2 separate regions of the Homo sapiens genome follow, and region 1 is linked to region 2. The links are chromatin contacts, found by Hi-C or POLR2A ChIA-PET in ENCODE. All regions are on one chromosome and are shown on one strand. Each heading gives the region's core, a stretch centred on a gene start or an enhancer-like site at or near the end of the contact. The rest is flanking DNA. Distances are from core to core; before and after follow the strand shown. Region 1 overlaps DSG4 (desmoglein 4). Region 2 holds the start of DSG1 (desmoglein 1).

Region 1 (7,197 bases), core at 1,304-3,803, 81 kb before region 2:
GTGCAATCAACATGGTTAGAATCCATTTTCAAATTAGAGCTTCCAGAATACTGATAATGAATAAGACAATGTTATTTATAAAACTGACCCAGGCGTTAAAATTTACCCGCCACAGGATGAAGCCCAGGATGTACAGATGATAGTTGGTTTGGTTTTATCATGGTTTCTTTTTGAATTTTATGCTGCTTCTTTATCTTTATTTTTGTTTTGATACTGGAAAGGTCAGCTATAAACTCAATGCAAACCTACAGTATCTGTCTTACATTAGGCATGTATCTTGGACGCCTGTCTTTCCCCTTCCTTCGTGGTTCCTGACCTTTGTCTCTTGTTTGGTTCTACAGCAGCTGGTTTCCTAGGCACTGCTTCATAGAATCATTAACTATTGATAAATAAACAAATCCTGTTGCTGCTCACCAAGAGGACTGCTTAACAGATTTACCCATGTGAGAGGTGGCTCGCTTACAAGTTAAGTCAGTGCATCTGTATTTATGACTTTTAATATGGATCTTATATTTGGAATAATCTGTGCTTTCTTGGTCCATAGCATCTTACTATGGAAATATGTCTAATCAAGCAACACTCACACAAGCTTCTCACTGTAGTTCAGTTTTAATGGATCTAAAATAATTGTATTCTTGGAGACATTGCTTTCCCACAAGGTGATCCCCAAATGAACTTTGTAGAGCACGTAGCCCTTACTTTAAGTAAACATTCCCAACATACCCTACAAGTGAGATTAGCCATACTCAAGAGACAAAGTCATAATCAGAAGATGAATTATATTTTAACTTTTATGCTGTAAGCCATATACAACTCAGTTTTGGAAGTAGATGAAATAAACTATGGCTTCAGTGTAAATTATGATTTTAATTGACTTCAATTCTTGATTTAAGGTGTTTAGGGCTTTCCATAAGTCTTGCATACACCATTAAAAATGTCTGAGTCACTCAAATATCAGCATTAGAATAACATAATATTTAATATAATAGTACTAGTTTTCTTAAAATACTGAAAATAAATTTTCTTACCATCTATAGCCAGGATCTCTGCTGTGTATATCCCATTGATAATATATTTTGACTTCTTATCAAATTCTCTAGAAAATTGTATCTCACCAGTTCTTGAATCAATTTTTAACCAGCTGCCTGCATCATGCCCTATGATATATCTGTTTTTAAATAAAAAAGTTCGTTATCATGCTTTTATGAAAGTTAGTACTTTTAAATCATGTAACAGCTACAATGTGGCAAACTTTAATATTGTGTTTTTATGTTTTATAGTGATGATTGCCTTGGTTTATAAAAAGTACATATATATCAATAAAAATTCAATGATATATACATTAATATACAGGTCTGCAAGTTTTAAAATTTCATCATTTTTACTCTTCTGGCTCCTAGGATAATTGTTAATAAAATGTATGAGTTTATTTCAGCTCTATTTATTAAATCATAGCAATGTAAAACATCCTTTATTCATTTTCAGAAACACATATTGCTTATTTATTTTTGTATGTGGTATACTTAGGATTTTTTTTGTGGCTTTTCAGCTATGTTGATTTCAGAGCACCTCACTGATAGCCTGTTGGGGGCTTGTGATATCCTCTGTTCAGTGTGACTATCTGGATCTTGTTACAGATGATAGATTTAAAGTGCTTGACCTCACTGGAAGAAGATCTGGTCTCTACCAGGCACAATTTCAAGTCTTCAGTTCCTTTATCTGAACTGCTTTTACCTCCACCCATCCTGGCAGACTTCACAGGTTTTTTTGCGTCTGTCAATTTGTTAACTGATTTAATAACTAAAACTGTGAACATCAAGGTAACTTATAAGTCAGTAGACTTCGTTTACTCTAAGAATATTGGAAGAAGAAAAGGAGATAGAGAAGGGCAGGATATAGAGAAGATCTGTGTACTTCACTGTGGTTATTTCCAGAATATTTTACACTGTTCTAATTCACATATAATCTAGGTACCTAGTGCCCCAATACTATCTTTTTATTTCTCCTCTTCTGACTCTCCCTATGCCTATCAATTTTCTAAAACACTGTTTTTCGCTTCTATGATTGTGGTTTTTCTCTTAGATTAAGCAGAGGATTGAAATTAGTCTCTAAGTCATAGTAACACAGGTTTAAGAAAACAAGCAGTGACTCAACTTTTATGGTGACTTATTGCCCACAATATGGCTTAATCAGCCCCGGTCCAGGGTAGAACAAACTGGCCACAAAAGATCAAAAAGACTTATGGAGTAATTTAGGAGGCTCTTTGATCTTACAATTACTCACTGGACACAATTACTTTTATAACTAGTTGGAGCCCTTACATTATTGAAGCCTCTAAAACACTTAAAATTCTAAGATTTCAAATGCTCTAATAGTCTTTTAAATCAAAGGAATAATAAAAGCAAAAAAGCCCTCCAAAAGTATTACAACCAACATATATTAGCGCATGCTACATGAATTAACACTGGATAGAACCATAGAACATGAAGAAAATAGTTGCAGTACCTGACATCTGTTGCAGGGTTTCCTGTGTCCAAATCTATGGCTGTATATGTGCCAAGCACATAATTCAATAAGGAACTTCCTTTTATTCCTTCCCGCACACTAAAAGCCATAGTACTTGGATGAAATGCAGGTCCTTCTCTCACATCAACAACTTGAATTCTCACAGGGGTTGGGTGCATTTGGAATTGAGAAGCAACGGAGTAGTGAAAATCAGCTTGGTTTTTAACTCCGATACTAAGCTGAATGTTAGGTGCTTGTTCATAATCCAGCATCTGAAATGAAAGAAAATAAAAAACTCTGAAACAGCAAAGAACTCTCTTTCGATAAAGTAAGAAGCCATGGTAAAGCAAACCACACACTAGAATAAGGTCCAGGAGATACGCTGTTTAGATTTTGAATTGAAAAAAATTTTACTTATTACTGCATTAGGTATCTTAGATATGTTTTTCTGTTCATCTTTTAGCATAATCAGCTATGTAGATTATTTAAGGCTGTGATTTTAAATTGGAATAAAATTTTGGAGTTTTGGACTTTTTATACAAAAATGCTGAAATGAAAAACGATTATTTTCCAAATGAGGTGTTTATGAAAAAAAGCTTTAGAATAAAATAAAAACTGTTCACACTATTGAATGAATAAATAAATAGTACCCAGATTTCCTTTATAGAACTCACATCTGAGAATCTTTTGAAAGTATAATCAGCAGAATAAAGGTGCTAATATATATGATGTCACTGAACACGTAATTTTTTTTTAATGGTGTACACAACTTACAAAGAATTTATGATGATTATAGTCGCCGGGTCTGGTGGACAGGAAGACTCCTTTATGGGGCATATTCAAATAAGTAAATGCCATGCCCAGAGAAAAGTCACCTTTGAAATGGGTATTCTGGATAAAAAATAGAATCTTTTGATCCAGAATGATTGATGTGGTGACATGAAAAGTCACAATGAAAAAGTAGTTGCAAAGAAAGAATTGCTGAACAATGTCTGCTTAGAAGGGTTCTGGAAGCTAAGCATCACTTGCAATGCATTTCCAACAGCAGAAGTCAAGATATCAGCAAGGCTTGCCATCAGCAGAACTCTGTGAGGTAAATCTCTGCTTCTCAGGGAAACTCCCTGACATCATGAATGTTTCCTTAGGTTTTAGAGTTACATCTTTTTAGAAGAGCTGATAAGAAAAACATTCACAGAAATTTACTTGGGTTCTTCTTTGGAGATGGCTCAGCATGCCGTGCTTGAATTTCAGCCAAAACCCTTGAGGTTTGAGATTTTGATTCCTTTTGCACATCTGTTTACAGATCCACATAATACCTAGTCCACTGGTCCACGTAATAGACCACCCCACATGATACTTAGCACAGAACTGAATATAAATTATGTACTCAAAAATCACTTTTCAATTGGAAGAGATCTTTCTTCTACAAATCATTTTTTTATTTAATAGAATTCCATGCTATCTTCAAATAAATGAAAAATCGAGAACCTCAAGTTTTTTTTTTTTTTTTTTTTTTTGAGACAGGGTCTCATTCTGTCGCTCAGGCTGGAGTGCAGTGGCACAATCTCAGCTCATTGCAACCTCTGCCTCCTGGATTCAAGCAATTCTCCTGCCTCAGCCTCCCAAGTAGCTGGGACTATAAGCATGCGCCACCACACCGGGCTAATTTTTACATTTTTAGTAGAGACGGGGGTTTTGCCTGTTGGCCAGGCTGGTCTTGAACTCCTGACCTTGGGTGATCCACCTGCCTTGGCCTCTCAAAGAGCTGGGATTACAGGCATGAGCCCCTGTGCCCGGCCTGATAACCTCTATTCTGATAGAGAAATCTCTTGTGCTTTTCTTATGTATATACACAAATGCACTTTTGCTTGTAAGAATATTAATAGTTCTCTCCCCATTGAACAGAGTGTGATGAAAATATACCAACATGTGTCTAAAGTTGTATAATTAAAGATCTTCACATAATCTAGGAACAGGAAATTGTTCTGGGGTCAACCTTTCCTCTTGGAGGAAAGCCAAATAGAGGAAAGGCATAAAATTGTTTACTCATTCTTCGCAAGTGGGGCCCTTTAGTCAGGATTTTCTGATTGTGTCCAGAGGTCAAGGATTGTAAAGAGCAATGGAAACAATGGTTTACTCTGGAGTCTCTTCATAAAGTAAAGGGAGAGGCTGGGGAAACTCAGTCTCTGCAGTTTAAGGAACAAATGAGGAATAACCACTTAACAAGGTACACAGGCGTGTGTTAGAGTGGCTGGGGGTTTGACCTGCAGTGACCAGGAGTGAGGCTCTGGAAGGGCTCAGGATGAAGATAACACATCCAGAAATGTATTTGGCTTCTGGCAGGCTTTTGGCTGCTGTAAATTGTAGTATAGAAGCTACGCTTAGATTCTCACATCCAATTTTTTTGTTCTAATTTAATATGACACTGCTAATTCTAGTGGGGACACTGATTCATTTTAGAATTAAGTATGAAAAAGGGAGAAAGTTAGAAGTCTCCATCCAAAAGAGAATGTGATAGCAGTTTTTCAACAGCAGGGGACTGGGGAAATGGTCAAATATCTGCCTGAGTGTGTATGTTCTGTTTCCAGGAAGGCTCATTTCCTGGTACAAATGTGTCTGGAAGAGAGAAGCAGGGCACACACAGCTGGGAAGGAGTTTATAGTGGTACACAGACTTGGAAGAAAAGTCTCGGCATGCTAGTTCTTTCCTAAAATCGGTTTTACTGGCCCCCAATTACGCAGTGAGACACGAAGGTGGCAGTTAAATATGACTTTGGGACCAGAAAGTTCCAGTTGGTTCTTGTCTTTGCCATTCACCACCTGGGTAAATTGAGACTAGCTATTTGTCTTCTTCAATTTTGTTTCACTTTCTCTAAAAATGGAATTACTGGCTGGGTGCGGTGGCTCACACATGTAATCCCAGCACTGTGCGAAGCTGAGGTGGGCAGATCACTTGAGGTCAGGAGTTTGAGACCAGCCTGGCCAGCAATGGTGAAACCCCGTCTCTACTGAAAATACAAACATTAGCCGGGTGTGGTGGCGCATGCCTGTAATCCCAGCTACTCCGGAGGCTGATGCGTGAAATTGCTTGAACTTGGGAGGAGGAGTTGCAATGATCACACCACTGCACTCCAGCCTGAGTGACAGAGTGAGACTCTGTCTCAAAAAAAAAAAAAAAAAAAAAAAAAAAGCAATGACCCTATTTTCTTCCGAGAGTTGTGAGGATTAAATGAGATAATATATGTGAACCCTCTGGATACACCTTATAACAGAATAGTTGGTGTTTAGTAATTGCTTAATAAATGTTAGAATTATTATAAAAATAGAGAATCAATTTTTTTGTTAGAATTCCAATTGGGTAGCATTTTGCTTTGCTTTTTTCTCAGTGTTGAAGTCAAATATGTATATATATATACACACACACTTTTTTATTGCTTGCGTTTTCATATACACTTATCAATAAATACCAAGGAGAGGCTGTTATTGACAGAGAGACTTTCATTTTTCTGAGATCTTTCTCTTGTTAAACTGTAAATTCCTTGAGAACAGGGACCATATCTTATTTGCCTTCATGTCCTTAACACATAGCAATTCTCAATAAATCCTTATTTTTCTTCTGCCTCCCTGGTCCGCGTTCAAGTGATTTTCATGCCTCAGCCCTCCCAAGTAACTGGAATTACAGGTGACCGCCCCACACCCATCTTTCGCTAGAGACTTGGTTTCACCCCGTTGTCCAGGCTGGTCTCGAACTCCTGGACTCAAGTGACCCTCCCGCCTTGGCCTCCCAAAGTGCTGGGATTACAGGCACGAGCCACCTTAAATCCTTTGAATTGAGTCTTTGTAATTTCCTCAGACTAAGAGAAGGGTTATATAAAGCTTAGTCAAAAGTCCAGTTTCCTCAGGGTTAAGGGGTATCCCGAATGAAAATGGAGAAGGTGTAAGAGGACATTAGTAACCTCATTCCAGATGTATCTGGAATGAGAGGCTGACCACCAGCTGTTGAAAATGTCAAACATGGGAAAATTACGCTTATGTTCTCTAAAATAGTTCTTTTGGCTAGGTAGTAATACAAACATCAAGGTTTAAAATTTCATTTTAATTAGCCTTTCTCCATTACTTTGGTATTTTTAAGCACATTTTTTCTTACTCTTTTTAAGAGATTTGGAAAGTTATCATTCAGAAAAAAATAGATAGGGCTTTGTATATACAGCATCCAAATTACCTTGACAAATTTTTCATGAAATTGATATTTCAATAGCTTTTTTTTTTTTTTAGCAATTAAGTATATCTTTAAAAAAGTTGTTATCACAGAAGGCACATTACATAAGTCAGATAGTACATTGCCTGCATTGTTAATTTTTTTCATATTTATAATTGTATGCAGAAGTTACGAATGATGCAATCAAGTCCAGTGACTTCTGTTTGGATGATATCTATGCCATTAGTTTCAGGTAAATAGTATCATCAATACTATTCTCAAATTTTGTGAGTCTCTACTATCTTTTGGACACTGGACCAGGTGCTGGGGGTAGAAAGATATTTAGATCAGGTTCTTTATGCACAAAATTCTTCTATTATTTTAGTAGGTTGGGAGACAGAACAAAAGCAAAGAGCAGTTACATATTATGAGATAATATACAAAGTTAGTCACTAAGATGATAAGAACATAGGTAAGAATTGCATGTTATGTCTA
Region 2 (7,438 bases), core at 2,170-4,669:
ATGCTAATCCTAAATCTACAGCGAAATAATAAAGCTTTTATGAACACCATATAACTGTTAATGATGACACTTGAATGCAATTTGTAAGTTTCACTGAATACGTGAACAGAAATATTCCTTCCATTTTCTACAAAATATTTTACTGAAACACTGATCTCTATACTACATATCACTATAATACACGCTCAAGAAAGCACAAAGAGCTCTCTCTTTTGCTTGTCTTCTGTTTGGTCTGTACTAATTTGTTAGTTCTTCTCTTGCTTTAGGCATCTGTGAACACAATTTTGGGGACTTAAGATGTCTTCAAGTAAGTTTAGGAACTATGTAATGAAATGTGTATTATTTTCTGTGTATTTTAGCCTGAGTGATGAAAGTACTCTTAAAAACTCCTGCTCATATTTTACAGAATTTCAGTTCGGTTCAAACTGTGGAGTTAGTTTATCAGGTGTCAGAGGGTTGGGTTTTTTTTTGTTTGTTTGTTTCGAAATGAAATATTAACCCATAGAAAGAGGGGGAAAATGGTTACTATAATGAACCAAAATAATCAGATCATTCATGGTCATAGATAAAAGTCATTTTCTCTGTTCTTTGAGCTTGAGCTGCAGAAATTTACCTTTTTAGAAAAAGACATCTTCAGATTTGTATTGACTTAAATGGACTAATTGGACCTGGCAAAGTTGCAAGTAATTTTCAGAAATCATTAAAACCATAGAGATCCCTCTGGCTCTGTTTTGCTTTCCCACAGTGACCATGCTGTACTTTTTACCATTGTCATATACATGCACATAGATTTCTTTTATTTGGTGCATAAGAAGCATTGTTCTCAGGCCTAGAGAAAATACATTCTAACTCCTTTCTCTACTCCATACACTGATTACATGGAAACAAAAAGAAGAATGAAAAATAGATGCAGAATTAACAAAATGTGTTTGACTTGCAGTGTTATAGCAGGTGTAATCTCTTGCCTGTCCAGGAGACTTGTCAGAACAATGGAATAGCCATAGAGCGATCTTGATTGCTGTAAGAGCAGCTCCTCCAGCTTTGTTCTCCCTGATTCAACCCACTCATTTGAACAAGGTTCACAACCTTCAGATGCATTGAGATGAATACACAGTATGCTTGCAAACAAATAGTTACCCAGTTCTCAGGTAGATTTGCTTAAAAGACACTACCAATTTAAATATCTTAAAGGCCTTAACAATTGTACAAATACGCTTCCTAATGCAGGTTCCCGCTTATTGACTTTGAGTAGAGACGAATATAAAGACTTTACATAAATTTTTTTTCATTTTTTGGTAAAAGCATGCATTTATAATGAGACTAGGAGAAAGATAACTGAAAGAATTTGCTATAGTGGTGGTTGTTTTATGAAGAAAAAAAGTATTTTAAAGAAAAATACAGATTAGGAAACTCCAAAGCACAATTACCAAAATTATCCCATGTGGTAAAATCTGTACTTAAAATAAATTTTGATCTTCCAAACCTTAGAAAGTGAAATGTTTTCCAAAAAAACCTATGATGTCAACGTGAAAATGAAACATTGTAATTCATGATAGTGTAAGTTCTTTGAGAAAAAATTTTCATAAGGCATGTGGGAGACTTGTGATTAATTTCAATATAAAATAAGGTAACCTCCTCTTCCCCCATTCCCAAAAAAACCCCCATAAGCCAACAAAAAAAAATCTAGGCACAGCTAGAGAAAGTTCAATAAAGATATATGATTTTGATGATGATACATTTTATTGAAGAATGACTAAATAGGAAGTGGCTGTTTAAAGAAATTTGATATGCTATAATTAATTTGAAATAAATAAATCAACAAATAAGGCACATCTTAGAGATTCTATGAAAGTTAGTGTACACCTATCTGAACAAGCTGATCAACTAAAACTATAATAGCTCTTAATGGATCAAATTTATTTGAAATTTTAAGTAAAAGTGCTTGATTACTGACAATATGAAACTCTCATATTTCAAATGACATACTGTATAATGATCAGTGATCCCTACCAAATCCTAAGTAATGAAATCAACTGATCCTAAATATCCACTGAAAAGAGCATGGGATAGGACTAATGTTTGAAGGAAAGCTTGGAACCAAAGCCACCAGCTTACTGATGCTCATTTATAACTAAATCCACTGATTATGTCCCGCCTTAGTTAATAAAACTGAATTCAAACTAACCAGCATACTTTGAATCAAAGATCTAACTTATTATACCAACCAACCCAACATTCCAGTTCAAAAATTAAGCAAGTAGAAACAAATGTGAACCACAGCACTATACATCCTGCCAAGCTGGAGGGCAATTTACTTGGCACCTGCCTTTTTGAATTACATTAACCTTACTATGAGAGAGATTACAATTTTCAAATTTTCACTGAAAGTGAAATTGACATAATACATTAGTGGTGCACTTAGTATTATCTCTACAGCAAGAAAACTAATTACATGTAAGGGGGCAATGATAAAGTATTTCATTACATTCGTCAGACGATCAAGTGCACAACTTTTATATCGCAGTCATCACTGACATTCCAGTAGTAAGATCGAGTGTAATAATAATTATACTTACTCTTTAATTATAGCCACTTCTTCACTTAATATGTCATTTATAAACCTCCTGTACTGCCGTTTTTTGAAATTAAAAATGTTTTAAATAAAATCATAGTTAAATAGTGCGGGGCTTTTTATAGTAGTGATACAGATTCTAACCAAATATGCAACTGATGACTTTATTTGGATAGCGAGACCAGCCACAAACTGCTACGATTTTAAATTATGTGGTGCTATTTTTATGTTTTAAAAATTAGAGTAATTCCACCACCAAACACACAAAAAAAATAAAAAAAAAAACAGGTTAAAAATCCAGACACACTTGTGATATTTAGTTTAAAAGCCCTCTTGCAGAAGAGATTTTGAACGACAAAGTGCTACTAACTAGCGATAGGAATTTCCTAAATTCAGTCTTTTCCCAGCATGACTTAGCAATGACTTCAGTGTCAGAGATGTAATACAATGAGTTGACACTGAGGCATTAACATGATCTTGAGTCTTCAATTAAAGAGAGAAATGCTATTGAAAAATCTAGTTCATAAAATCATCTTGTCATTAATATACATTTTCAATGGGTTTAGGTTAGAAATAATGCCCACTAACATTTTCTAAAAAGTTTTCACTTGTTTACAATGGGCACGATTATGAAGGACTTTTACCAGAATCCACTCACCAGAAAAATGAACAGCATTGCAACTACTCTGAAGAAACTCCAGTCCATCTCTGCTGGATTCTCTTACATCCAAGACCAAGGGAGTTTTGTTTGTTCTTCTCTGTTCTTTTTCTTTCTCCCACTCAGCTGGTGTCTGATTAAAATAATTTCTCAGTAGATGTTCTTACATGCAGGCTTTGAGGTGTTTCTGCCTTCCTCTGGGAGAAGGACTGAAGGTACGTATAACCAGTCTGGATCCCCACCCTAAAAACTTGGGCTGGTCTCACTGAAATGCTTGACAAGATCATCATTGCTCCCAGGTAAAAACTTGGGGACACACCCTTCCTCCAGCTGAAAAGCGACTCTTGATGGGGCAAGGAAGATTCACTCCTTTACTGAATGTTTTCAGTGGCAGGCTCTTAAAGTGAACAGAAATACCGAGGGTTATACAGGTGATGGGGGCTTCTCACCCCATGCTTTCTTTACAGGTGGTTTAGTTTCTCCCCATATTAAACAGGCAGGTATAACTTGAATGCTCATCTTATTCATTCCATTATCTGTTTGTAGCCAAACCCTCAGGTCATAGTAGAAAATGACAAACTTTCCATTTTAGTAGATGTTGGGAAAGTTTCAGTTATTTTCGGTTGTTAAGAGACAGAAAATATGCTAATGCAAGACTGAGATTTTTTAAAGTTATTAATTCAAACAAGTAAAACCATGATACTTACAATTATTAGATCCTCTGCATAAGTCACAATTCCCATTAACTGACCAGCCTTCAGTCTAAGGAATCCTCCATTTTCCCTCTAAAGAAATTATTTTCTCTCCCTAATTATTTTTCTTTCTTTATGATTCTTTTATTAAATGCAACAAAATAAAAATTTAAATATTACTAAACTTAAGGGTGAATAGTGAGAACCACCAATTAAAATCCTGATAATAACTTTAAAAATGAGATTCGGTGCCTGAAATACTAATGAAAACACAGAAAGCTGCTCAGCAGGTGAGGTGGGTTAAAAGTCAATGACAATTCCTAAGCACAGAGCCAAGAATCTGTACAGCGAGCCAATTAGAACATAGGGAATACACTGAAGAAATGGCTGCCTACACAGGTAGACGGGAAACTGAATGCAGCCCTGAGGTTTGTGAAAATAAATAGCAACCTTCACAGGGCAGCATTTGGACATATTTTTGGACTCTCTTCTCTTCCCCTGGCAACGTCTAGTATAAATATTGTGAGTGGCAGGAAGCTCATAGACACTGGACACCCTCAGAGTTTGAAACGGCTACTTAGAACAAGAGACCTACCTGATAAGATGTTGATTATGGTCAAAAAGATACTCAAAATGTCTCCAAAAGGAAGAAAATCTCTGAGGGTCAGAGGGTCTATAGAAGGCTGTCATTTCACTACAGATTTGTGGCAAAGAAGATGTGTGGTTTGAATTTCCATATTATCCATCATACAGTGTGGAGGGGAGGAGATAGGCTGCCCATGTTTATTTGCAGTGAATAAGAATGTTTATGATTGTAAATAGCAGATGTAAATAAATAAAATTTAGAAAGATGAGCTGGCCGATTTTCTCTAATGAGAAATGTCAAATAAAATAGACTGTATTAACCTATGACTTAGTCTGAGCAATATATTAGTATCATGTTGTCTGACCATGAATAGCAGAAGACTCACTGGGCACCAGAGACAACTGCACCTACTCTTGCAGCTTTCCAGTGGCGAGTCAATGTTTTATGCATCTCGGATTCTGGGCATGATGCTAGGGCATGCATGGGGGCCTCCTTCATCCATTAAATTACCTTTCCTTAAACCTAACCCTGGCTCCACCCCTAACTCAATGCCTTGCTCCAACAATCCTATATGACTAGGGGATTCATAAGGCAGCAATCTCTCAAACATCTTTCTGGAGAGGAGGTGTGATAGAACTCCAATACTGCAGAGCAGCGTCTGTCTTGGCAGTTACATGAGAGCCAATACGATGTTAAACACAGCGGGAGAGGGAATTTGTTAATCACTTTCTCTCCCTTGCCTCCTTCCCTGCCTTTTTCTCTTTCTTACTCATTTTAACGTCCTCAGAACAGTGCTATCCAGTAGAACTTTCTGCAATACGAACATATTCTCTATCTATGCTGTCAGATATGGTAGCCATTTATAATATGTGACTATTGAGGATTTAAAATATGGTTATTATGACTAAGGAAGAGAATATTTAACTTTGCTTAATTTAAATTTAAATAACCACATGTGGCTAGTGGCTACCATATTGGACAGTGCAGACATCATTGCTTTTGTTGTCTATCTTCTCTCTTACTCCAAACCTTAACTTCCGGTTTTTACAAACTCACCTCTCTCAATCTACCCTATGCCTTTTCTTAATTGAGAACCCCACCATTGTTCCAGCTTTCAATGAGCACATTTAATTAGTTTTCCTTCATGTACTCTTATCTCAGTTGGTCCTGTCCCTTTTCCTGACTTAGTGGTCCTCCTTCCTAATGCCAATGAGTTAAGATACTTTAAAACATAGGCAACACAAACCATTTCATTTCCGTATTCACAATGTTTTCAATTCTTTCTTCCAGCAACCTCATCTGTAACCTCACATCACACTGTTGCTTCTTCTCTCCCATCTCAGTGAACTCCTTTTCTTTACTCTGAACATTGTTTAGTATGTGTACCTGCACGTACATAGCAACAGTTCTCATTTCATAAAAATTTTGTGAAATTTGGGGTGATTTTTCTGTCTGGAATCTCCCTGGTGAGCTGACAAAGGTTTCCATAGGGACTAAAATTCTCTAGAGAAGAGGATTTTCCTCTTTTTCACAAGGCATTGAAAACTCCAGAATGTAACTTAAGTGTTTGCATTTCTACATTTGTTGTTAGCTTGAAATATTGCAATACCCTTTAAGAAAACAAAATAATCAGCCTCTAAAAAAATAATTTTGAAAAACAAAATAATCCGCATATTTAACTAAAGGTAACACATTTTATTGATCTAGAAGTTCTCAAGCCTAATAACAGTAACTGTTTTATCCACCTTCATTTACATAGCATCCATAGCATGGACTTATATTTCAGAGAAATTCTTTGGAATGTGCTTTTTTTTCCTTTTAGCAATAAAGTATTTTTAAATTGATATATAATAGCTGTACATATTTTTGGGGTGCATGTGATGTTTGCATACCTGTGCAATGTTATAATGATTAAATCAGGGCAACTGTGATATCCGTCACCTTAAACGTTTATTTTTTGTGTTGGGAAATTCTTCTCTTGTAGCTATATTGAAATATACAACAAATTATTGTTAACTATGTTTTAATGTTATATGTGAACCTCTAGTTTTATATGTTCTAAATTATCCTAATGAACTCTACACATTGTTTAAAAAATAGGTGAAAGATGAAAAACTTAAAACTCGAGGGGAAATTGAAGTAAATATGTTAGGCATTATATAAATAAAAATTTTCTGTTTGCCTCTATACTGTATTAATATTACCATGAGATATATTGATTGTAGATCTTGTTCACATTGTTTAAAATTAAACTATTCCTCAAAGAGTCAATGTCACACCCACATACATCTGGGAGATGGGGCCTGCATTTTAGATTAAAAGATACTTTTCTTTTTCATATATAGCAGTCACAGCAAAGTCTGATTGGTAAGTGGATTTTTGGTTTGGACAAAAGAGCTGTGGAAGTAATTTTGGGATATCCAATATCTGGGAAAATTTAAATAAGAACTGTAGAAAATTATGATATATTTTATCAGGTTATATTGTATTATGTCTTTTTTTTTTTTTTGAGATGCATCTAGCTCTCTTGCCTGGGCTGGAGCGCAGTAGCGTGATCTCAGCTCACTGCAAACTCTGTCTCCCAGAACAAGCAATTCTCATGCCTCAGCCTCCTGAGTAGCTGGGTCTACAGGTGTGAGCCACCACACCCAGCTAATTTTTTGTAGTTTTAGTAGAGATGGGGTTTCATCATGTTGCCAGGCTGATCTTGAACTCCTGACCTCAAGCGTTCTACCCGCCTTGCCCTCCCAAAGTGCTTGGATTACAGGTGTGAGCCACCATGCCTAGCCATATTATGTCTATTTTTAAAGATATGTGAATTACATTAGGAGTGAAATGTCATGATGATGGAAATTTTCTTCATAATAATTCAGCAATGAAACAGATAAAATAAATATGGCAAAATATTAACAACTGTTAAATCTAAATGA

The links. A loop is a pair of places that touch in the nucleus more often than their neighbours do. ChIA-PET counts read pairs that join two places held with the same protein, here RNA polymerase II (POLR2A).
Region 1: a loop to region 2 is called in a map of CD14-positive monocyte, with 2.5 times the contacts of the local background. The contact joins the enhancer-like site here to the promoter of DSG1 in region 2. A Hi-C loop is called at or near these places in 1 of 168 maps with a recorded cell type or tissue (CD14-positive monocyte). POLR2A ChIA-PET finds 5 or more read pairs at or near these places in 2 of 52 experiments (MCF 10A and PC-3).

Annotation. Positions count from the first base shown.
Region 1 is chr18:31,394,852-31,402,048 of GRCh38, reverse strand. It overlaps DSG4 (desmoglein 4), which reads right to left. Exons shown (of 16, transcript NM_177986.5): 9 at 2,506-2,777; 10 at 1,029-1,168. The region is part of intron 1 of DSG1-AS1 (DSG1 antisense RNA 1); the gene reads left to right. Among named protein-coding and RNA genes, the nearest start is that of DSG4, 22 kb to the right of the region's middle. RefSeq lists a silencer at 3,577-3,777. Within about 2 kb of position 2,553, at least 3 of the 41 ENCODE cell types and tissues checked have a DNase peak (open chromatin) inside an H3K27ac peak, as active enhancers do.
Region 2 is chr18:31,314,141-31,321,578 of GRCh38, reverse strand. DSG1 (desmoglein 1) reads right to left here and starts at 3,419. Exons shown (of 15, transcript NM_001942.4): 1 at 3,231-3,419. The coding sequence starts at 3,278.